Regions from separate parts of the Homo sapiens genome. Here regions 2 and 3 are each linked to region 1. A link is a loop called in an ENCODE intact Hi-C map of the cell type or tissue named here. Cell type or tissue: CD4-positive, alpha-beta T cell. All regions are shown on one strand. Links, peaks and the distances in the headings refer to the core of each region. The heading gives the core; the rest is flanking DNA.

What was found. A loop is a pair of places that touch in the nucleus more often than their neighbours do. Peaks named below come from ENCODE experiments on the same cell type or tissue, not always from the same donor. Only the 100,000 strongest peaks of a DNase experiment are listed, where the experiment ranks them.
Region 2: a loop joins it to region 1, with 9 times the contacts of the local background. A loop is called at or near these places in 98 of 110 quality-filtered maps.
Region 3: it touches region 1 in a loop (9-fold over the local background); 40 of 110 quality-filtered maps call a loop at or near these places.

What each region holds. Positions count from the first base shown.
Region 1 is chr7:148,963,732-148,971,435 of GRCh38, forward strand. It overlaps LOC124901768 (a long non-coding RNA gene), which reads left to right and starts at 3,303. Exons shown (of 2, transcript XR_007060580.1): 1 at 3,303-3,431; 2 at 6,827-7,039. RefSeq lists enhancers at 264-765, 766-1,265, 3,347-3,396. In CD4-positive, alpha-beta T cell, for the core only: CTCF peaks have their summits at 3,218 (motif pointing left) and 3,417; DNase peaks (open chromatin) are centred at 2,580 and 3,210; H3K4me3 peaks cover 792 bases.
Region 2 is chr7:148,500,349-148,508,052 of GRCh38, forward strand. No RefSeq gene overlaps it. Among named protein-coding and RNA genes, the nearest start is that of C7orf33, 87 kb to the right of the region's middle. RefSeq lists enhancers at 1,367-2,069, 1,489-1,783 and a silencer at 1,949-1,998. In CD4-positive, alpha-beta T cell, for the core only: CTCF peaks have their summits at 3,713 (motif pointing right) and 3,913; a DNase peak (open chromatin) is centred at 3,733.
Region 3 is chr7:148,258,905-148,266,608 of GRCh38, forward strand. All of the region lies in intron 20 of CNTNAP2 (contactin associated protein 2), which reads left to right. Among named protein-coding and RNA genes, the nearest start is that of C7orf33, 330 kb to the right of the region's middle. RefSeq lists a silencer at 3,893-4,187. In CD4-positive, alpha-beta T cell, for the core only: a CTCF peak has its summit at 4,018 (motif pointing left); a DNase peak (open chromatin) is centred at 4,007; H3K27me3 peaks cover 190 bases.

The DNA of each region.
Region 1 (7,704 bases), core at 1,795-4,294:
CTGCTGCCTTGGCCTCCCAAAGTGCTGGCATTACAGGCGTTAGCCGCTGTGCCCAGCCTGAATGTACTTTTTTTTTTTTTTGAGCCAGAATCTCAGTCTGTTGCCCAGGCTGGAGTGCAGTGGTGCGATCTCGGTTCACTGCAACCTCCACTTCCCAGGTTTAAGCAATTTTCCTGCTTCAGCCTCCCAAGTAGCTGGGACTATAGGTGCGTTTCCTGTCAGCCCAGAGCCTCAGTCGGGGCCGTTGTCCTCAAACAAGGAGGCCCCTGTCCGCCAGCTTTGCGTTTGCACAGAACGGTTAACTTGACAGCGCTGTGTCCCCCAGCCCTCATATTTATTCACAATCCTTGCTGCACTTTATCTCCAGAATAAAAACCAGTCCGATCCAAAACAGACAGTGTTTGTGTCTGTTTCAATTTTCTGCTCAACCGATTCTGTTCGGTGGAGTCTCTCCAAGAAACTTCTCAATTAAGCTTTCATCAACATTGTTTCAGCATCAGAGTTATTTTTTTCCTTTCCTTGTTTGCTTCCGTCTCTACGGAATGGAATGATCAACTTCCTGATGCACCAAAGGGTTAACAACAAAGGCCTCCTGGAAAAGGAAGAAAAGCGGCCACAGAAAGCTGATTCCTGGGCAGCCGCCCTGGGCCTGAGAGGCAGCATCGCCTTGTGCTGCTGGTGAGAGGGTCTCAAGAATGGCTGAGGGTGCGACCCCTGAGCCTTGATGCCTTGGCCACATTTCTCAGTCCTCCCAGTCCTGGCCCCAGGGATCAGGACCACCCCAGCAGCTGTTGTAGCCCAATCATGATCACCACTATTTCTTGTAAAAAAAGATCCCTGAGGCAGTCAGCAGCTCCAAGAACATTTGATTGTCCAAGAAAATGCCGACCCCAAAAGGGGAGGGATTCTGTGTAAGGAAAGGAATGGGGTGGCTTTATCACCATCCTACACCAAATAAGAACGCCTAGGAGGAGGCAGGGATGCCGGCTCGCTGTTTTAGGAGGAAACAGGGAGGGGGACAAGTGTGCCTTTAAAACGATAGTTAGGGTCAGATGCGGTGGCTCACGTCTGTAATCCCAGCACTTCGGGAGGTCAAAGCAGGTGGATAACTTGAGGTCAGGAGTTCGAGACCAGCCTGCCAATGGTGAAACCCTGTCTCTACTAAAAATAGAAAACATTTTTCAGGCATGGTGGTGGGTGCCTGTAATCCCAGCTGCTCTGGAGGCTGAGGCAGGAGACTCGCTTGAACCTGGAAGGCGGAGGTTGCGATGAGCCCACATTGTGCCATTGCACTCCAGCCTAGGTGACAGAATGAGACTCCATCTCAAAAAAAAAAAAAAAGATAGTTGGCCCTCCGCATCTGCAGGTTCCACATTCATGGATTCAACCAACCGCTGACTGAAAATATTAGGGGGAAAAAATAGATAGTTTTGTCTGTTCTGAACATAGACTTTTTCAGGGTCATTATTCATTAAAGAATACAGCATAATAACTATTTCTATATCATGTACATCGTATTAGGTATTATCTAAATCTGTACTTGTAATCTAGAGATGATTTATAAGTATATGGGAGGATGTGCATAGGTTATATGTAAATTCTACATCTTTTTTTTTTTTTGAGACGGAGGTTTTGCTCTTGTCACCCAGGCTGGGAGTACAATGGTGTGATCGCGGCTCACCGCAACCTCCACCTCCTGGATTCAAGTGATTCTCCTGCCTCAGCCTCCTGAGTAGCTGGGATTACAGGCACCCACCACCACACCCGGCTAATTTTTGTATTTTTAGTAGAAACGGTTTCACCATGTTGGCCAGGCTGGTCTCGAACTCCTGACCTTACGTGATCCACCCACCTCAGGCTCCCAAAGTGCTGGGATTACAGGTGTGAGCCACCACGCCCGGCAATTCTACACCATCTTATGAGGGGCTTAAGCAACCATGGATTTTGGGATCCAGCAGGGGTCCTGGAACCACTGCCCACAGATACCGAGGGACGACTGTAGATGACTGTACATACCACATTGCGTTTACTCATTCATGTCCCTCGATGGGTACTTGGTTGCTTCTACCTTATGGCTAATTGTGAACTATGCTGCTATGAACACAGGTGTACACATATCTTCCCTTCTAGTCCCTGCTTTCAAGTCTTTTTTTCTTTTTTCTTTTTTTTTTTTTTTTTTTTTTTGAGACAAGGTCTTGCTCTGTCACCCAGACTAGAATGCAACGGTGCTATCATGGCTCACTGCAACCTCCGCCTCCCAGGTTCAAGTGATTCTCTTGTCTCAGCCTCCGAAGTAGCTGGAACTACAGGCATGTGCCACCATGCCCAGCTAATTTTTGTATTTTTAGTAGATTTGAGGTTTCACCATGTTGGCCAGGCTGGTCTCGAAATCCTGACCTCAAGTGATCCACCCGCTTCGGCCTCCCAAAGTGCTGGGATTACAGGCATGAGCCACCGTGCCCAGCCAAGTTTTAAAATTATTTGCAGACACGGGGGTCTCACTATGTTGCCCAGGCTGGTCTCGAACTCCTGAGCTCAAGCTATGTTCCCACCTCAGTCTCCCAAAGCACTGAGACTACAGGCTTGAGCCACCGTGCCCGGCCAGATTCTTTCGGGTTCACACCCAGAAGTGGAATTGGTGAATCATAAATAAGGTAATGCTAATTTTTTGTTTGTTTGAGACGGAGTCTTGCTCTGTCGCCCAGGCTGGAGTGCAGTGGCACGATCTCGGCTCACTGCAAGCTCCGCCTCCCGGGTTCACGCCATTCTCCTGCCTCAGCCTCCCGAGTAGCTGGGACTACAGGCGCCCGCCACCACGCCTGGCTGATTTTTTGTATTTTTAGTAAAAACGGGGTTTCACCGTGTTAGCCAGGATGGTCTCAATCTCCTGACCTCGTGATCCGCCCACCTCGACCTCCCAAAGTGCTGGCATTACAGGCGTGAGCCACCGCGCCCAGCCGGCAATGCTATTTTTAATTTTTTGAGGAACTGCCAGACTGTTTTCCACAGCGGCTGCACCATTTTCTGTTCCCACCAGCAGAGTGCAAGCGTTCCAATTTCTCCATGTCGATTCATTGTTTTTGGTCATATCTCACAAGTCAGTCAGCCAAGGTGGGTGGGGTCACGGCGTTCCTAAAATATTATACTTAAAAACGAGCGCAATCCTGGCCCTCGGTGTCAACCAGCTGACAGGGCCGAACGACCGCTGGGCCTCTGGCGCCCCCTGCAGGACGCAGACAGGGTGACAAGCGCTGGCTCGAACCTGGACAGCCCATGGGAGATGCTGCTCGGGGCTGGCCTGGTGGTGCCGATACTCGCCTCTCGCAGAGGCTCCAGGCAAGTCCCAGAGAAGGTGAGGCTCCCTGGGAGCCTTCACGCAGGAGAACAAAAGAAAGCCCGGTGTTCCCGCTCCTCACATAAGAAGCATCAGGGTAAGTGTGGGGGGCGCACAGAGAGGCAAAGACACGTAGGGGTTTTTTATATATATAGCAAGACATATATATATATGTCTTGCTGTGTTGCCTAGGCTGGAGTGCAGTGGCGCCATCTCAGCTCACTGCAACCTCCGCCTCCCAAGTTCAAGCAATTCTGCCTCGGCTTCCCTAGTGTGTGGGATTACAGGCACGTGCGCCACCAAGCCCGGCTAATTTTTGTATTTTAAGTAGAGACGGAGTTTCACCATGTTGGCCAGGCTGGTCTGGAACTCCTAACCTCAGGTGATCCGCCCACCTCGGCCTCCCAAAGTGCTGGGATTACAGGCGTGAGCCACTGCGCCCCGCCGGGATGCAAGATATTGATCAATATCAATACCTGTGACAGAAAAGTGGGCTGCAGGGAGAACAAGAGTGGCTCCTTACCCAGTCTGGAGAAAGCAAACTGCAGTATGATTCAGATCCAACAACCAGCGATCCAGGACCCAGCGTTAGAGCAAATCAGGCCTATTGGGCTCAAACTAGTTTTTTGAAAGTTTTTTCAAAGTAAGAGAATAATCGAGCAGACATTTGTTACACTGATGTTCCTAGCACCAGTATCCACAACAGCCACAGGGTGGAAACCCCAAATGCTCCTCTATGGATGAATGGATAAACCAGCTGTGGTGTGTTTCCACATTAGAATACTAGAGTTCTCAAATTCATACACACAGGGAGCAGAATGGTGGTGACCATGGAGCTGGATTGTGGGGGAGAGGAGCTTAGAATGGGAAGTTGTTATTTTTGAGTATGGAGTTTCAGTTTTTGCAAGATGAAAACATTCTGGAGATTGATTATGTACAATGTGAATGCACTTAACACTGAATGTACGGTACACTTAAAATGGCTAAGACGTTAAAATGAGCTTTGTTTTTTTCATGCCATTCTCCCGCCTCAGCCTCCCGAGTAGCTGGGACTACAGGCGCCCGCCACCAAGCCCGGCTAATTTTTTGTATTTTTAGTAGAGATGCGGTTTCACCGTGTTAGCCAGGATGGTCTTGATCTCCTGATCTCCTGATCCGCGCAACTCGGCCTCCCAAAGTGCTGGGATTACAAGCGTGAGCCACCATACCCAGCCTTTTTTTTTTTTTTTTTTTTGACAGAGTCTCAATTCTGTCACCCTGGCTGGAGTGTAGTGGTGCAACCTTGGCTCACTGCAGCCTCCACCTCCTGGGTTCAAGCAATTCTCATGCCTCAGCCTCCTGATAGCTGTGATTACAGGCATATGCCACCACACCCAGCTAATTTTTGTCTTTTTTAGTAGAGATGGGGTTTCGTCATGTTGGCCAGGCTGTGCTAGAACTTCTGACCTCAAGTGATCCGCCTGCCTCAGCCTCCCAAAGTGCTGGGATTACGGGCATGTGCCATAGCACCTGCCCTCACCTACATAATTTATGGGCGGTCCACAGCCACCTAGTACAACTCCAGGGCATGAGTCTCAGTCCAGTCTACATTCTAGACTCTGCAGGAATGGTGGCTCCGAGAGTCATGCAGGGCACAGCCCACTTGGTCATCCACGGTGGCACTGTGGCCCTTAGGATAGAGGCCTGATATCGTTTGGATGTCTGCTCCAAATCTCATGTTGAATTGTAATCACCAATGTTGGAGGTGGGGCCTGGTGGGGCGGTGATTGGATCATGGAGGCAGATCCCTCATGGCTCGCTGCTGCCCTCAAGATAGTGAGTGAGTACTCGAAATCTGGTTAACAGTATGGCACCTCCCCCCTACTCTTCCTCCCGCTCCTGTCATGTGACACATCTGTTCCTCTTTCACCTGCTGCCATGATTGGAAGCTTCCTGAGGCCTCCCCAGAAGCAGATGCAGTGCTACGCTTACTCTACAGCCTGCAGAACTGTGAACCACTTAAACCTCTTTTCTTATAAATTACCCAGTCTCCAGTATTTCTTTTTTTTTTTTTTGAGACGGAGTCTCGCTCCGTCGCCCAGGCTGGAGTGCAGTGGCGCCATCTTGGCTCATTGCAAGCTCCGCCTCCCGGGTTCATGCCATTCTCCTGCCTCAGCCTCCCCAGTAGCTGGGACTACAGGCGCCCGCCACCTCGCCCGGCTGATTTTTTTATATTTTTGTATTTTTAGTAGAGACAGTGTTTCACCGTGTTAGCCAGGAGGGTCTCGATCTCCTGACCTCGTGATCCGCCCACCTAGGCCTCCCAAAGTGCTGGCATTACAGGCGTGAGCCACCGCGCCTGGCCAGTATTTCTTTATAGCAACGCAAGAATGGCCTAATACAAGGCCAAAAAGGTCACATTTTCAGCAGGCTTGCCCTGTTCACCAGAGCCAGTGCTTCCCAAATCTGTACAGCAGGAGCCTAAAAAAGCAGAGGCCCAATGCCAAGGATTACATTTTCTATTTTAATCAAAAGATGACTTCCCTATAGTTTAATTTCTTTCTTTTTTTTTGAGACAGAGTCTCACTCTGTCGCCCAGGCTGGAGTGCAGTGGTGCCATCTCGGCTCACTGCAACCTGCGCCTACTGATTTGAAGCAATTCTCCTGTCTCAGCCTCCTGAGTAGCTGGGATTACAAATGCACACCACCATACCCGGCTTTTTTTTTTTTTTTTTTTTTTTTTTTTTTGAGACGGAGTCTCGCTCTGTCCGCCAGGCTGGAGTGCAGTGGTGCGATCTTGGCTCATTGCAAGCTCCACCTCCTGGGTTCACGCCATTCTCCTGCCTCAGCCTCCCGAGTAGCTGGTACTACAGGTGCCCACCACCAACGCCCAGCTAATTTTTTGTATTTTTAATAGAGATGGGGGTCTCACCATGTTAGCCAGGATGGTCTCGATCTCCTGACCGCCTGTCTCGGCCTCCCAAAGAGCTAGGATTACAGGCGTGAGCCACCATGCCCAGCCTAAGTTTTGCATTTTTAGTAGAGACGGGGCCTCACCATGTTGATCAGGCTGGGCTTGAACTCCTGAGCTCAAACAAAATATTTTCTATAATATAATGTACGATGTAATTAGAATTGAATATATTCTAATATATATTTTATTATAAGAAGCAAGATGTAATTACTTTAATTAATCATATAAATAAGCCCACCTTAGTGCTATAAGGAGAGAGTGATCATTTACTTCAAGAGTACATTGTGCATATTCCTGTCCAATAGGTGGAAATCAATAATTACAGCATGAAGCTAATCTTTCCATGAGTTCACTTTAAAAATTCAAATATTGTAATTAGAACATTGCCCAGGCATCCAATTTAGACTTAATGATACTTGCCAGCAGGCTCTGATGTTTTAACTGAGATGATAATTATGCTATAGATGGATTGATGTGGTGATTAACTGCTACATGTGTCACTGCCGATAGCATTACAATTAAAACAACTCCCTTTGCAGCTCACAGCCTCATCACCTGAGGTCACGGGAACTGTTTGTCTCCCATGCTCCAGCAACACCCACTTGCCAAGTTTTTGCTTCCTATGGATATTTATTCACCATCTAATGCAGACCAACTGGCAAGACTCAAGAGAAAGCTGTACACAAGGAAAAGAAAAGAAGATGATAGAGGAAAATAAGATAATAAAGGAAAGAAGTATTCGTGGCGGCAAACGTAGGATGTGGGTATATTCACAGATGTGAGTGTTGTCGTGACAAAGGAAAAGTCAGGCCTGTGGAAGAGAAATACCATTGAAAAACTGTCCTGGTCAAACTTCCACCAAAAAGTACAGTATGGGGAGAGAGAGTAAGTAAAAAGAGCCACTTTACGGCAGAGAAAGCTGACAAACACACCTCAGCCAGGGGAACAAGGTATACATTACCAGGGATAACTCATGTTGGTAATATATATCCAGATTCTCTCTGTGCCTCCCAGGCTGGAGTGCAGTAGCACGATCTCGACTCACTGCCACCTCCACCTCCCGGGTTCAAGCAATTCTCCTGCCTCAGCCTCCCAAGTAGCTGGGATTACATGTGCACCACCACGCCCGGTTAATTTAATTTTTTTTGTATTTTTATTTTTCATTTTTTCAAGACTGAATCTCTCTCTGTGGCCCAGGCTGGAGTGCAGTGGTGCGATCTCCGCTGTCTGCAACCTCCACCTCCCAGGTTCAAGCGATTCTCCTGCTTCAGCTTCCTGAGTAGCTGGGATTACAGGCGGGTGCCACCACACCTGGCTAATTTTTGTATTTTTAGTAGAGATGGGGTTTCACCATGTTGGCCAGGCTGGTCTCCAGCTCCTGGCCCCATGTGATCCTCCAGCCTTGGCCTCTGAAAGT
Region 2 (7,704 bases), core at 2,556-5,055, 460 kb before region 1:
AAAATTCACAGGGAAAATTGTTCACATCCATCATCTAATTCTCAGCTCCACACTGTCAGGCAGCCCATCCCACATCAGTCCGCCTTCTCCCCGGATTTCTGGCCATTTGTCCACAACTCTACACAGCTGAGAGCAGCAGTGGACACAGACTCCACTCCCTGCCCAGAAGTGAATGCTGATTACTCAAATCCCTTCTCCTCCAGGAAAACTCTGCTGAAAAAGATTCCTTATACCACTCGGATACCTCTTAGGGTACCTCTTAGGATACCTGGATCCTAAGAAAGATGCAATGAAAGACAACTGTGGAGACTGTCATGGTTGGATGTGAGGTCACTGCTATATGAAATCTCGCCTACAGGACAGACTACGTTTCTTTGTTAACCAGTTTGAGTCAGTTTTTCTGTTTCATGAAGCCAAAATAATCCTACCCAATATAGGAGGGCATTTGAGTTCCATTAAACACATGAGGAGCTGAGGCTCAAAGATAAGTTACTTCCCAAACTAGCACAGGAGCAGAGCCAGCACTAAAAGCCCCCGACAAATATTTTAACTCATTCTACTACACCCCAGAGCATGGGGGCTGATGCTTGAGCCACCCCCTACAATGCCTCCTCCATGTGTTCAACTCACGTTTTATTTCTTGAAACCCAGAGGGCACCTGGTTCTCACCTGCCTCCAGGCGAGCCACTGGGGACGACATTCAAAGAGATCTTGTTCTTGTTCACAACAGAATCATTCCTTCGTGGACTTGCCTGGTCTGCTACTTGGAGCAACCTCAAGGCTGCAACTCAACAAGCATCGTTAAATACACAGGTAGATAATTAGCAAGTTTGTTGCCAGCTGCTACCTGGAGTTTGGACACAGAAAAGATTTGAAGGCAGCCGAGATTGCCTTCAGCACCAACTTTAGAGTCCTGGCTTGAAAGCTGGAACCTTTGCGTCCTCCTAGAGCTGGGGATATTCGAGTGTAAAGAGATCTCAGAGGGGATCTTGTCCAACGGCATCATTTCACAGGTGACATGAGTGAGCCCTGATGCCAGGCAGCAGGTTAGTTGCGGAGCTGGGGCTACAACTCAGTTCCCCCGCCCGGCTCCCAGCAAAGCATTTCCCGGAGCAATCTGCAATGTGGATGGTAACACCTGAAACTTTTTAATGACCTATAATTCTTAAACGCAAATGCACTTTGTTTACACTGACACGGCTCAGATAAGTGGAGGAACACCAGGGTTCTTGGTCCTTGCACCGGTTTAGATAAAACGACACAGACACACGTGGAGTGGTTTTAAGGAATGGAGAGTTTAACAGGCAAGACAGAAGAGAGAAGAAAGAAGCAGCTCCCCCTACACAGACAGAGGGAGGGGGCTCCAAAGCCAAGATAGGAAACACTATCTTGAGTGCCGCGGATACCAACCAGTTCTGTGAGGAGGCTGGAGGCGGTGTCTGATTTGCACAGGACTCAGAGGATTGGTTTGACCAGGCATGTCATTCACGTGGCCGCAAAAAAACCGGCCTTCTCACCCTAATCTTTTAATATGCAAATGCAGGGTGCCATGATGTTCTACACACGTGGGGATATGTGGGGGCGGCCATGCTGCCAGACACATATGGAGGGGCAGGGAAAGAGGACAAGGGGGGAATCCCCATGTTAGGATGGACCCAGTTTCTAATGGCTTGCATTTGCATATCAAAGGTTGCTAGCCAGGCTCTAAGAGCCGGGGCTTTCCTGCTAGACAAGAAACTTTTCTGGAGCTACTTTAAAAGAGACAGACGCGGTGGCTCATGCCTGTAATTCCAGCACTTTGGGAGGCCGAGGCAGGCGGATCATGAGATCAGGAGATCGAGACCATCCTGGCTAACACAGTGAAACCCCATGTTTACTGGCAGGGGCCTGTAATTCCAGCTACTCGGGAGGCTGAGGCAGGAGAATCGCTTGAACCCAGGAGGCGGAGGAGGTTGCAGTGAGCTGAGATTGCATTCTAGCCCAGGGGACAGTGCTAGACTCCGTCTCAAAAAAAAAAAAAAAAAAAAAAAAAGACAGAAATTTTCCAAGGACCCCTTTTCCTCTCTAACCGCCTAAAATAATTTCTTAATAACTCCTATAACAATACCATGAGGTTCCTGGTTTTGGTCTGAACTGTGCTCACCCAGGATTCATGCTTGTTTTGAGGACCCATAGGATGGGAGCTAGAGGGCCTTATTACATAAGGAACCCAGGTGGCCTCAGGGAGTGAGCCATCCTGAAAGGGGACAGGCCAGTTGCACGTGCTTGACCCAACCACATCAGGGGCTCACATTCTAATGCCAAGTGTGTGTGAAGTGCTTGCATTTTTTATCTCTATCTTTACAATTAACCTAGGAGACAGCAACTATTATTACCCTGTTTTATTCTTAAGGAAACCGTGACCTTCAGAAGTTGCAGAACTTCCCCCAAAGTCACACAACTGGTAAGTTACAGAGCCAGGTCTCCGCAGGCTCCAGCAGAGCCTGGTCTGTCAGTGACAACTGCCCATGCAGTTACCCGCTATGCTACATTGCCCCCAAAGAAGTAACAGCTGACATATGCCTGTTTCTAATTTGTGCAAAGAACAGTTTTAAGGACCCTCTACAAAGTAATTTGTTTAACCCTAGTAACCTCCTGTATCAATTTCCTAGCACTGTCGTAACAAATTAGCACAAACTGGGTGGCTTAAAACAACAGAAATTTGTTCTCTCAGAGTTCAGGAGGCCAGAGGTCTGAAATCAAGGTGTTGGCAGAGCCATGCTCCTTTCAAAGCTTCTTGGGGAAGATCCTCCTTGCCTTTTCCAGGTTCTGGTAGCTCATTAGCAAGACAGTAGAAACATAAAGTAGCACCACTTAGGCCCAATATGACAGAATGTGACACAGAAATGTTGGTCAGAGTTCAACATATCTACCTTGGAGGCTGTAACCCATCACAGGCTCTGGCTATATCAGATGCTACGACGTACTCCCAGTATTCTGACTCCCAATATTCTAGATGCCAGGAGCACCTTCAGTGGAGCAATAGACCTGCCTACGTGAGCCAGCGGACAGCACCCAGGCCCAGCACCTCCACGGGGCCCTTCAAGAGCCGAGGCCTCATAGTTGACGTCACTATAGAACATAGAATTAGCATCAGAGACAATAGACAGAGAAAACAGTAGGCACTATATGGGGACAGAATCCTAAGAGGAAACCTATACTGGCATTTGAGGTGTGTCAGGCTTTGTGCTAAAATGAACACTTTGCTTCTGTTGTCTCACTTTATCCTCACAAGACTTCCGTGACAAATGAGGAAACTGAGGCACGGAGATTTTAATAACCTGCCCAAGGCCAAGTCCAGGTGGTCTAGCTCTGGAACCCACTGTATCACACGAAGACCTGTGACCACCAGCACATGAAGACAACCTTCCTCTCTGTTCCATTTAATCTCACTCTTCCATTTAATCTCTCTGTTCCATTTAATCTCACACATTATGTAAATATTTTCAGAAAAGCATGGGCAATTTCATCAGTAGAGGCTCAATAACACCTGGAAATTTATTCTTCAATTGTTAATTCTACAACCTAGTTTCCTGTGCATGTAGAATTCCTGTTCAAAACTGTATTTTTTAATATCAAAGGTTTACTTCTTTGTACAACTCCGATTGACAATATTGTTTCTAAATAAAGAGAAACATTCTGAAATTCCGCTACCAAACATTGAATTACAAGGAAAAAGTAATGTCAGCATTAAGCCACTAGATGGCACATTCTCACAGTTTGAGGCACAGACAAAATATTGAACAAATAAATTACCATCAACAGAACATTTTTAAAAATAGGTTCAAAATCAAATACTAGCATCAAATGTAATCAAGAAATTGTTTGTGATAGTAACTGATTGCTTAGGGAATAAAAAGGATAAAAATATAACCCCCATCTACTCCCAACCCTTACACCCTAACAATCAATAAAAATTAGTAAGACTGGGAGGATTTATAGAGAAAAGGAAATAGGTTATCTCTGTGCTTCCAGCTGAGCCTTAACTATCAATCTCTTTGGATAGGAGAGAGGGAGCCTTCTGATATTTCTACAGTTGCAACTGACAGGCTCTGTCATAGAAATTGACCACCTGGGAACCTACAGCACCCGGCTCATCCTCGGGTCAGGTTTTTGCCATGAGGCGGCAGCCGGCAGGCATTGGTTTATGGTGGTAGAAGGGGCATGTGCATGGAAACCTGGGTTTGGGCAAGTCACCTGGGTTTGGCCAGGTCACTTCACCTTTCTGAGCCGCAGGGTCCTCGCCTATATTTATAACCTATTTGATGAAATGTATATATGGTAACTACGTGAGGTGATAAATATGCTAATTTGATTGTAATCATTTTACAATATCTATCAAATCATCACATTGTACACTTTAGAATATATAAAATTGTTATTCGTCAATTATACGTCAGTGAAGCTGAAATATATGTAAGTATAAAATATATATAATATGCATATATCATTCACTTGGCAGAGTTACAGTAATGGTTGGGAATAATGACTTTAAAGCACCTCCCACATTCAACAGTTGTCAGATCATTCTTTATAGCTGTTACATCTGTGTCACTTTGGGAAAGTCACTTCACCTCTCAGAGTCTCAGACTCTTCGTCTGTGAAATAGAGACAGTTCTCACCACTCTCGGTCTTCAAGCCATGACTCCTACATTTTATCTTTCTTCCTTCCCTGATTTGTTTTTCTCAATAGCTCTTAATGCCACCAGACATAATTTTGATTCATTTGTTTGTTTATTGAACATTTCAGCATACAAAAATGCAAGTGCCATGAGGGAGGGCTTACCCTCCATCTGGTTCACTGCTGTGGCCCAGCATCCAGGACAGGGCCAGCATACAGCAGGCACGTATAAATATCTGTGCCAGGAATGAATGAATAGCACTACCTCAGACAGTTGCTGCAGACTTAGATAAGCATACTTTAAAAGAGTTTAGCACAACATCTGGCCCACAGTAGACATTCAGTGAGCCGTAGTAGTTAGTATGATTACCTGTGTGTCTTTTTTTTTTTTTTTTTTGAGACGGAGTCTCGCTCTGTTGCCCAGGCTGGAGTGCAGTGGTACAATCTCGGCTCACTGCAACCTCTGCCTCCTGGGTTCAAGCGATTGTCCTGCCTCAGCTTCCTGAATAGCTGGGATTACAGGTGCCCGTCACCACACCTGGCTACTTTTTGTATTTTTAGAATGTTGGCCAGGCTGGTCTTGAACTCCTGACCTCCGGTGATCCACTCACCTCAGCCTCCCGAAGTGCTGGGATTACAGGCGTGAGCCACTGTGCCCAGCTATGATTGCTTATATGTCTTTGTGCATGCAAGTGTAGAATCTCTCAAAACCCCAGTTACTGTATTTCCAAGTGGAACACAGGTTTGCTATCCAGATCAATTGAGAAGACATGTGCAACTCTTAGCTCAATACCTGGCACACGTCCGTCTATCAAGGCTCTGGTAACAGAATCAAGGCTGTGGAAGTTGGCAGCACTCACTTTTCCTACGTGAGGAGCTCACAGAATACACTGTCTTCGTTTCCCAGGTCTGCAGAAACAAATTACCACAAATGTGCTGACTTGAATCCACAGAAATTCATTCTCTCACAATTCTGGAGATCAGAAGTCTGCAATCAGGATGTTGGCAGGGCCACAGCCCCTTCAAAGCTACTAGGGGAGGCTGCACTTCCTTGCCTCTTCTGGCTTCTGGTGGCTCCAGGCATTCCTGGACCTGGGCAGCATCACTCTAATCTCTGCCTCCATCTTCACATGACCTTCTGTGTCTCTTCTCGTTGTGTCTCCTATGATAATTGTCATTGGATTGAAGACCCACCCTTATAATCCAGGATGATCTCATCTCGAGAACCTTAATTGAATTGCATTTGCAAAAACTGTATCCAAATAAGGTCACATTCTCTGTCTCAGAGACAGAGACACAGACTGGGACTCTAACTTCTGCCTTCACCAAGGTCTCTGACCTACAAATAGGCTGCATTCCAAAGGACTGTTTGTCACTCAAAATGTGTTTTCCCAAAGAAACAATGCCATAAATGGAGGCTAAGTTCTCAGGCACATCAATCTACAATAGTTTGTATGACCGTCATACAGATAAAATTGCATACAAGTGAATTTCTAAATCATAGTGAATATCGGCCTGGCGCGGTGGCTCACGCCTGTAACCCCAGCACTTTGGGAGGCCGAGGCAGGCGGATCACCTGAGGTCGGGAGTTCGAGACCAGCCTGACCAACATGGAGAAACCCCATCTCTACTAAAAATACAAAAAATTAGCCGGATGTGGTGACGCACGCCTGTAATCCCAGCTACTTGGGAGGCTGAGGCAGGAGAATCGCTTGAACCTGGGAGGCGGAGATTGTGGTGAGCCGAGATCACGCCATTGCACTCCAGCCTGGCAACAAGAGTGAAACTCCATCTCAAAAAAAAAAACAAAACACAGTGAATATCATCACATCTAATAATTAATATTAAAAATCATAAAGTTAAATAGATCATTTTGTGTCTTAAATACTAGTCCACACTTACTTAGAGGGAGATAAGGAGGCAGATGAAATTTTTGATGGAGATGCTAAGGGGCTTCAAAGGATGAGGTCGTGATCTTTGTTTCATTTAATTTCCTATTTTAGGAGTTTCTTTTTTTTAGTGAGGCTTTATGACTAGTGGCACTCTTACACCTGCAAGCTGGTTATGAATCAAGTTGGCAGAAGGAAGAAACAAGGAGAGATTTTTCTGAAACAACCCATTAAATTCCCCTATGCAAAACATTAGCCTATAAAGATTCTTAAATTTTCTGCCTAGACAATGATATCAATTGCTCATAATGACAGTTCTGTTACTTCCTTTTTGACTCTTACATGTTTCATTTCATCTTTCTGTTTTACTGGGCTTGGTAGGCCCCTCGGTACAGTGATGATGTAAATACCCTTTTTTTTCTTTTTGAGACTGAGTTTCGCTCTGTCGCCCAGGCTGGAATGCAGTGGTGCGATCTCAGCTCACTGCAACCTCTGCCTTCTGAGTTCAAGCAATTCTCCTGCCTCAGCCTCCCAAGTAACTGGGCTTACAGGCACATGCCACCATGCCCGGCTAATTTGGAATTTTTAGTAGAGACGGGGTTTCACCATGTTGGCTGGTCTCAAACTCCTGACCTCAAGTGATCCGCCCACCCCAGCCTCCCAAAGTGCTGGGATTGCAGGCATGAGCCACCATGCCCAGCCGTGAATACCCTATCTTGATCCTGATTTTAAAGGAGATACTTTTAACGTTACGTCAGTAACTATGAAGTTTGCTGTCTTTTTGTTTGTTTTTGTCAATGCCTTTCATCATAATAAAGAATTTCTCCTAAAATCCAGGAAGGCTAAGAGTTTTACTCTAGTTTTTGTTTTTTAATCATGAGTAGATATTGAACTTTTTTAACTTTTGAAATAACTATAGGCTCCGATTCCATATAGCCTTCACTGGGTTTCCCTCAATGGTATCATCTGCATCACTATAGTACAAAAGCACAACCAGGAAACTGATATGAATACAACCCATGGATCTTATTCAGATTTCACCAGTTTTACTAACACTCTTCTCTGTGTGTATATTTAATTCTCTGCGATTTTATCACCTGCGTAGATTCATGTAACCACTACCACAGTCAAGACATATTTCAGTCGGGAGGATCC
Region 3 (7,704 bases), core at 2,556-5,055, 700 kb before region 1:
CGGTGGCTCACACCTGTAATCCCAGCACTTTGGGAGGCTGAGGCAGGCAGATCACGAGGTCAGGAGTTCAAGACCAGCCTGGCCAACATGGTGAAACCCCATCTCTACTAAAAATACAAAAATTAGCTGGGCATGGTGGCATGTGCCTGTAATCCCAGCTACTTGGGAGACTGCAGCAGAACTGCTTGAACCAGAACTTGGGAGGCAGAGGTTGCAGTGAGCCAAGATCACACCACTGCACTTCAGCTTGGGCAACAAAAGCAAAACTCCGTCTTAAAAAAAAAAAAAAAAAAAAAAAAAAAAAAGCCAGGCATGGTGGTATGCACCTGTGGTCCCAGCTACTCGGTAGGCTAAGGTGGAAGGATCACTTGAGCCTGAGAAGTGGAGTCTGCAGTGAGCTGTGACTGCGCCACTGCACTCTAGCCTGGATGACAGAATAAGACCCTGCCTCAAAAAAAAAAAAAAGAAACTCCTTAGTCATACACCTAAAGCCAATCTCTCCATAATCACTTTATTGGGAATAAAATGATATTTTGAAGAAAAAAGATGATATATTCTAAATTCAATATCGCTGAGCTAATTCCAAGTATTCCCTAAAATTAACGATTAGGAAAAACAGCAAGAAATCCTAGGCCTTTGTCTAGGCCATGGAAAAAGCGGGATCTGCCTTGAAATTGTGTCCTTCATCTCAGGAGATGGGGCCCGGCCCCTCCACCGGTCCAGGAGAACCCACGCCATTTAGGTATTTCTTCTTTAGCTTCTCCACTGCATCCCCAAAGCGTAAACGGCTGATGAAATCCCTTCAAACTCTGCCAACGCAAACTGTGGCTTAAAAATGGAAATGAATGGATATTGCAAAATAATACCTGAATAGACGTTAAAGCTTTAAGCTCCACGTGTAAGACACAAGGTCCTGCCTAAATCAGTATGCTTCTAATGGCTTCATGGCAAATGTTGAACAAGTTAGTGTTCACTCAAGGTTGTCCTGGGGTACATGGAGTCACAGTCTTTAATTTTAATGAGCCTCTATTACACAATCTCTTATCGCCTCTTAACTGCCAGTGAAATGACCACCAGCTAAATGTACAGCAAAATACATTTCTACAAAAGAGCTCACTTGGACCCCAAAGAAATTACCTTGAAATTATTACACTTAACCGTGGCAAATGCACCAGGGTTCATTTGAAAAGAGGTGGCCACCTGGCAATACGAGTGAAATCATATAATATGTCATTTCCTTAGGCTTTTCATGTTAAGCTTTTCTCGCTATATCTGATTTAAAGTATTTTCTCTTTTAAATGTAAATATTTAAAATGTAGCTGATCCTCTCCCTCTCCTAATTGAGGTGACTGGGCTAGTTCAAGAGACTGTGGCCTGCAGCTCACCGTTTTGTCTCTGGAGTCAGAGTGCCAGCCTTGGTACTTACTCTGTGACTGGACACTTTATAATATCAAAGATACGAGATCATACCTATCTAATATCTATTCAATAAGACAATACATATTAAAAGATCAGCACAAAGCCTTGTACACAGCAGTTGCTCAATATGTGCTTCCTCCTTTTTCCTACTATTGAATCCCACCAGCCAAGACCAGAACTATATCTGCAGTTGGACAAAGTTGGGTTTATCCCTTGTTGCAGTGAGGGCTTAGCAGTTTGAGTCAAACGGGAGCTGGAAACCACAGTCGGTTAAAATGGGGTGATAAATAGAAGCATTAACTATGGCAAACAGCAACTCCAAGATGTAAGGAAATCCGTGCAGTTTCCTAGTGGCCCCCTAGGGCTGAGGGAGCCCATCCAGGGACAACCTCGGTGGGTGTCTGACCGTAATGGAGGCAAAGCTGCCCCTGTCTCCTCTGACAGTCTCCAGCTGGGCCTGAGAGTTAAGTTGACGTAGGAGAGACTAACAGAGGAAACGCAAGCCAATGTTTACAGGCATGTGAGGGCCTTCACAGGACACCAAGATCCAAAAGCAGCCAGGCCTAAGTGCTTATGCAACAGGGTGAACAAAAAGTAGTAATTTTGAAAAAGTAACTAACTATATGGAGATACTAAAGACAAGGGTTATTTTAACAAGAGCTTTTTAACTGTCAAAACACTTTTTGTTTGTACCGATTTCCCTCGGCCTCAACTCCCCGCCTCTGGAGAGAAGAATGTTCTTTTCTTCCTGGTAGAGAGAAGCCATCTTCCATATGAAAGTTTCATCTCCTGCTTTCAGGAAGAAAAGGGGAGGTCAGAGTGTCCTTTGTGCATCTGTTGTTTTTCTTTTTTTCTTTGAGATGGAGTCTCACTCTCACCCAGGCTGGAGTGCAGTGGCACCATCTCGGCTCACTGCAACCTCTGCCTCCCGGGTTCAAGCGAGTCTCCTGCTTCAGCCTCTCAAGTAGCTGGGACCACAGGCGTGCACCACCATGCCCGGCTAATTTTTGTCTTTTAGTAGAGATGGGGTTTCACCATGTTGGCCAGGCTGGTCTCGAACTCCTGACCACAGGTGATCCGCCCACTTTGCCCCCCAAAGTGCTGGGATTATAGGCGTGAGCCACCACGCCCAACGCATCTGTTGTTTTTCAAGTGCCTTTAGCTCAAAATTGTCCCCATCTCAAGCCAGCATATCTGGAGGTGGCGTGTTCTGAAGCCCTTCAGGACCTTGCTGGAGAAGGTGTGTCTGCCTGGCAGAGAGCAGAGACCCCTGCTTAGCCAAGCTGGAGCTGGTCCGGAATTGCTGGGGGAGCGACAGGCTGGCTGCCCTCTGGAGTGCAGGTGGGGGAGCAGGCAATAGCAATGGCGGTGGGGGTGAGAGTGAGGGGCTACCAGGGCGGTTCAGACACACGTCCAGAGGTCTGTGGGCAGGTTGCCATGGCTGAGACGCTAGGGTCACAGAGGGTTCTCTTAAAAGGCCTGCGACTCAGACAGGCTTCACCTCATGTCCTCGCACTCTGGGCAGAGCCTCTGCTATCCCCCTCCTCGAGCCTGTGCTGGAAATTGCAGTAAGCCCCTTCCTCTTGCAGTGTCCCTCCAGAGCACGCTACTGAGAAAGCTTGACATTGTGCTCACCTTAAAAGCAAAATCTTTAAGGAATTCCATTGTTTATCATAGAGCTTATATTGAAGGGTGCATTGGGAGCCAGGAAGCAACGAGTTGATTGATAATTGACGCAAAGGGACCCATATACCTTAGAGAATGACGGGGTGGCTCTAAGAGTCAGGAAGGGCTTATTTTAGGAATCAGGCTTATGGTGGGGAGGGTTCAAGGAAGCAGGTGTCTCTAATCAACTGGGTGCTCTCAGAAAAGCAGGGCTAATTCAGTTATTGGGCCTCTTAATGCATTTCATCTGGGAGGCAGGAAGAATGGAGAACACTAACGTTGTTATTGAAGAAATTGCCGGGAGAAAGAGATGTTTTGGTTTTGGGTTGTACAAGGTCTGTTATTTTTTAATTTCTTGTATTAGTTTCCCAGTGTTGCTGTAACAAATTGCCACAAACTTAAGGACTTAAAACAACATGCATTTACTATCTCACAGTTCCAGAGGCCAGAAGTGCAAAGTCAGCGCAAACGGCTGAAGTCAATCAGAAAGGCTGGTGCCTTCCGCAGGCTCTGAGAGGAGAATCTGTTTCCTTGCCTTTCTCAGCTTCTAAGAGTCTCCTGCGTTCCTTGGGCCCTTCCTCACGTCACTCTAACTTCTGCTTCCGTTGTCACATCTTCTCTCCACTGCGACCCTCTTGCCTCCCTCCTATAAAGACCCTGGTGGGGACCTGAGACCCACCCAGGGAATCCAGGAGAATTCCCCTATTATCTTAATCACATCTGTAAAGCCCCTCTTGCCAAGGAAGGTGACGCGCTCTCAGGTCCTGAGAATTAGGATGTTATCTTTGGGAGGCATGATTCCGCCCACCATATCTCCATATTCAGACAAAATTGCAGAATGGTCTCGTGTCACATGGTCAGGTCCTGGAGAGCCCTGATCCGATGCTGCTGTTCTGAATTATGTTCGGCAGGGGGACAGCACCACCTGGTGGTAACACTCGGCAAAGCATCCGCCGTCAGCTGCAGAGCTGCTTTTCCTTTGGGGTCCTCTTGCTTTAACCCACCTTCCCCACAATCCCACTCATCCCTTCCGGCCACAGCCCGCCTTCTTAGACACAAGGCAGGCAGGAGTATGCGAGAGAGAAGACGTAAGGACGCCTTGCTCGTGGTAAGATCAGAGACTGATCGGAGAACGCTTTCCTCCTTCCCTCCTTTGAGAATTTCCTCAGGCACTGCAGCTTCACCTTTGTGAATGTTGAAGGCTTTCTGGATATCCTCGTCACTTCTCATATTTTCCTAACTGAGCAGGTAATTTGGATTAGAACTGTACAGCATGACCCATTTAGGTTCCTGTTCACTGTTTTGAAATTAATGACTTCATCAATGAGTTAAGGCTAGGAGTGTTCATTATGTTTTTTAGAAAAGTCAAAACCGAGCAGGATCACCGAGAAGCAAGATGACACAATCAACAATCAAAAACCTCTGAGTAGAGGCTATTACTGTGTTTCAAAACAAAATATATAAAAGTGGCCGGGTGCGGTGGCTCACGCCTGTAATCCCAGCACTTTGGGAGGCCGAGGTGGGCGGAACACAAGGTCAAGAGTTCGAGACCATCCTGGCCAACATAGTGAAACCCCGTCTCTACTAAAAATACAAAAATTAGCCGGGCGTGGTGGCGGGCGCCTGGAGTCCCAGCTACTAGGGAGGCTGAGGCAGGAGAATGGCGTGAACCCGGGAGGCGGAGCTTGCAGTGAACCGAGATGGTGCCTCTGCACTCCAGCCTGGGCGACAGAGCGAGACTCAGTCCCAAAAAAAAAAAAAAGAAAGAAAGAAAAGTTTATATAAATAAATGTAAAATTTAGCATTTTTGGTTAAAGCCATCAACCACGCAGACATAGGAAGGGAATACACTTATAGAGATCAACTAGGAATTTTATTTTACTGTAGCTCAGCAAAAATAATATAAAATGGCTGCCAAAAAGCCAAGGCCGTCTAGTCTGGATCTGCAGAAACAATTCAGGAAAAGGAAGGTACCTCCACTGTGTGGGTCATGCCAAACCTGAGGACGGATTTCCCTTCGGTGCTCGCGACTTTAAAAGTTGCATTAACAACTGTTAATGTCAATTATCAAGATCCCACCATGTATTGTATTGGGCTGTATTGGGCCTGAGGACACAGAAATGTAAAAACCTAAACATGGAAATTTAATCTTTAAAACTGTGTACTATGTATCCATAGAACGAAATACTAGTCATCCATGACAAATGATTTTTGTTGTATATTTATTGAGACAGAAGACATTCATAATATATCGTCAAGTTAAAAAATATACAAAACATAATATGTGTTAGTTGGGTTCCATCCCTTTTTACTTAAAAAGTTGAAAGAATATACATTAAAAGTTAACATTGACTATCAGCTGGCAGTTTTTTTCTGCAAATCTATATCATTTTTTCTATAACGAACGTATATTACTTGTATCCATTTTTAAAGCTAAGAAAATAGAATTTTGTTGTATTTTTATCGACACAGAGCGACATTCATAATATATCATCAAGTTAAAAAATATACAAAACAATGTGTTACTTGGGTTCCATCCCTTTTTTATTTAAAAAGTTGAAAGAAAATACATTAGAAATTAACATTTATTATTAGCAGGCAACTTTTTTTCCGGCAAATCTGTGTTTTTCTATAATGAACATATATTATTTGTATCCATTTTTAAAATTCTTTAAGAAAATAGAACTTTGTTACAAATTTAGTTTTTTGTTTTGTTTTTTTTGTTCTGAGATGGAATCTTGCTGTCACCAGGCTGGAGTGCAGTGGCGCGATCTCGGCTCACTGGAACCTCCACCTCCCAGGTTCAAGCCATTCCCATGCTACAATCTCCTGAGTAGCTGGGACTATAGGGGAGTGCCACCACACCCAGCTACTTTTTGTATTTTTAGTAGAGACAGGGTTTCATCATGTTGGCCAGGATGGTCTCGATCTCTTGATCTCATGATCCACCCACCTCGGCCTCCCAAAGTGTTGGGATTACAGGCGTAAGCCACTGCCCTGATCACAAATTTAGTTTTTAAATTGTAAGAAGTATGAGGTGGAGATTATCACCTCCTAAGGCATTGCCAGGTAGGCTATTGGTTAACAATGGCATTTTGCATTTAACCATTTAACAAAAGAGAGTAAGTAAACAGAAGTGCGGTGGCAGTTACCCATGGGTGTCATTAGATGGCAGCAAAGCAGCTAGCTAATATTTAAGAGCAGAAACTGAAGAGCTTTTGCTCCAAAGAAACATATATATGAGATTTTAAATATTTAAGATTATCTGAACGGAATAAGTGTTTTTGTTTGTTTGTTTGCTTCCAGACAGGGTCTCACTCTGTCACCTAGGCTGGAGCACAGTGGCATGACCACAGCTCACTGCAGGCTTGACCTCCTGGCCTCAAGCTATCCTCCCACCTCAGCCTCTCGAGTAGCTGTGACTACCGGTGCACACCACCACACCCAGCTACTTTTTAAAATTTTTATAGAGATAATGGTCTCACTATATTGCCCAGGCTGGTCTTGTACTCCTGGACTCGAGAGATCCACAAGCTTCAGCCTCCCAAAATGCTGGGATTACAGGCATGAGCCACCACACCTGGTTTGTTTTGTTAATGATGCATTTGACGTTATAGAAAACTTTTCAAAATGATAGCCAAGCATGCAAATGTTTACTTTAATAGTTTTTGGGGGTGGGGTGCTTTTGGATTTTTGTGGCAATACTACTCATGCACAAAAACCTACTGTACCAGTTCTGTGGGTCAAAAATCTAAAATGTTCTTGAGATGTGAGGACCCTTTGACTCTTAACCGTGACTGTGCAATGATCTCTAAGTTTCTAGGAAGCAGTTTCAAGATTCTGCTGCAGACAGTCATTAATAATGAATGACTATTCATCGTAGTATGATGTGGTGATGCCATTTGATCACTTGCCTGCCCTCTTTCTTCACTGCCACTCTCTCCTTCCTCCCAAGAGCACAGCTAGCTTCCAGCATCTTTGCTCATCTGAAGGACAGTTTTTTGCCTAATCAGGCCCAGTTTGAGCAAGGACTCTGGATCGTATCTGCTTCTGAGTCTGTGCTGCTGCCTTCAACAAGTTGCTGCTTGTTCTGTCTCCTTCCTCTACACAATTGACGTGGCCCCCATGGGAATGCCCATGTCGGAAAGCAATGCTGTGCTTTCTTATAACCCGCACCTCTCGTCATGCTGACCTTAGCACGTATTAAACTCACTTCAGAAAAATGAATGCTTACAAAAGAATGTTTTCCACCGGGGTGGGGGGCCCAAAAAAGGCCCAGAAAGCTCTAAGAGCTCACAGTTGGAGAAACACATCTAGACTGTATAGGTGGTAAAAAGACAGCTGAGAAGATAAGGCAGGAAAAGCCACACAGGGACACAAAGGGCAAGGCCAGTGATTCTGACACCACCATTGGCACTTTGTCCACGGGCAACAGGATCAGAAACGTGCGTCGCTTCCGTGGTTACTGTCTGTGCACCGTTCCCAACAGCTTCATTTCTCTCCCTCTGCTGCCAACTCGCCCAACCACCCCTGCCTGTGGCAGGAGAAATCATTCTCATTGGGATAACCGAGAAAACTACAACTGTTTACCCCACTTGACCCTCAGCATTTGAGTGTGTG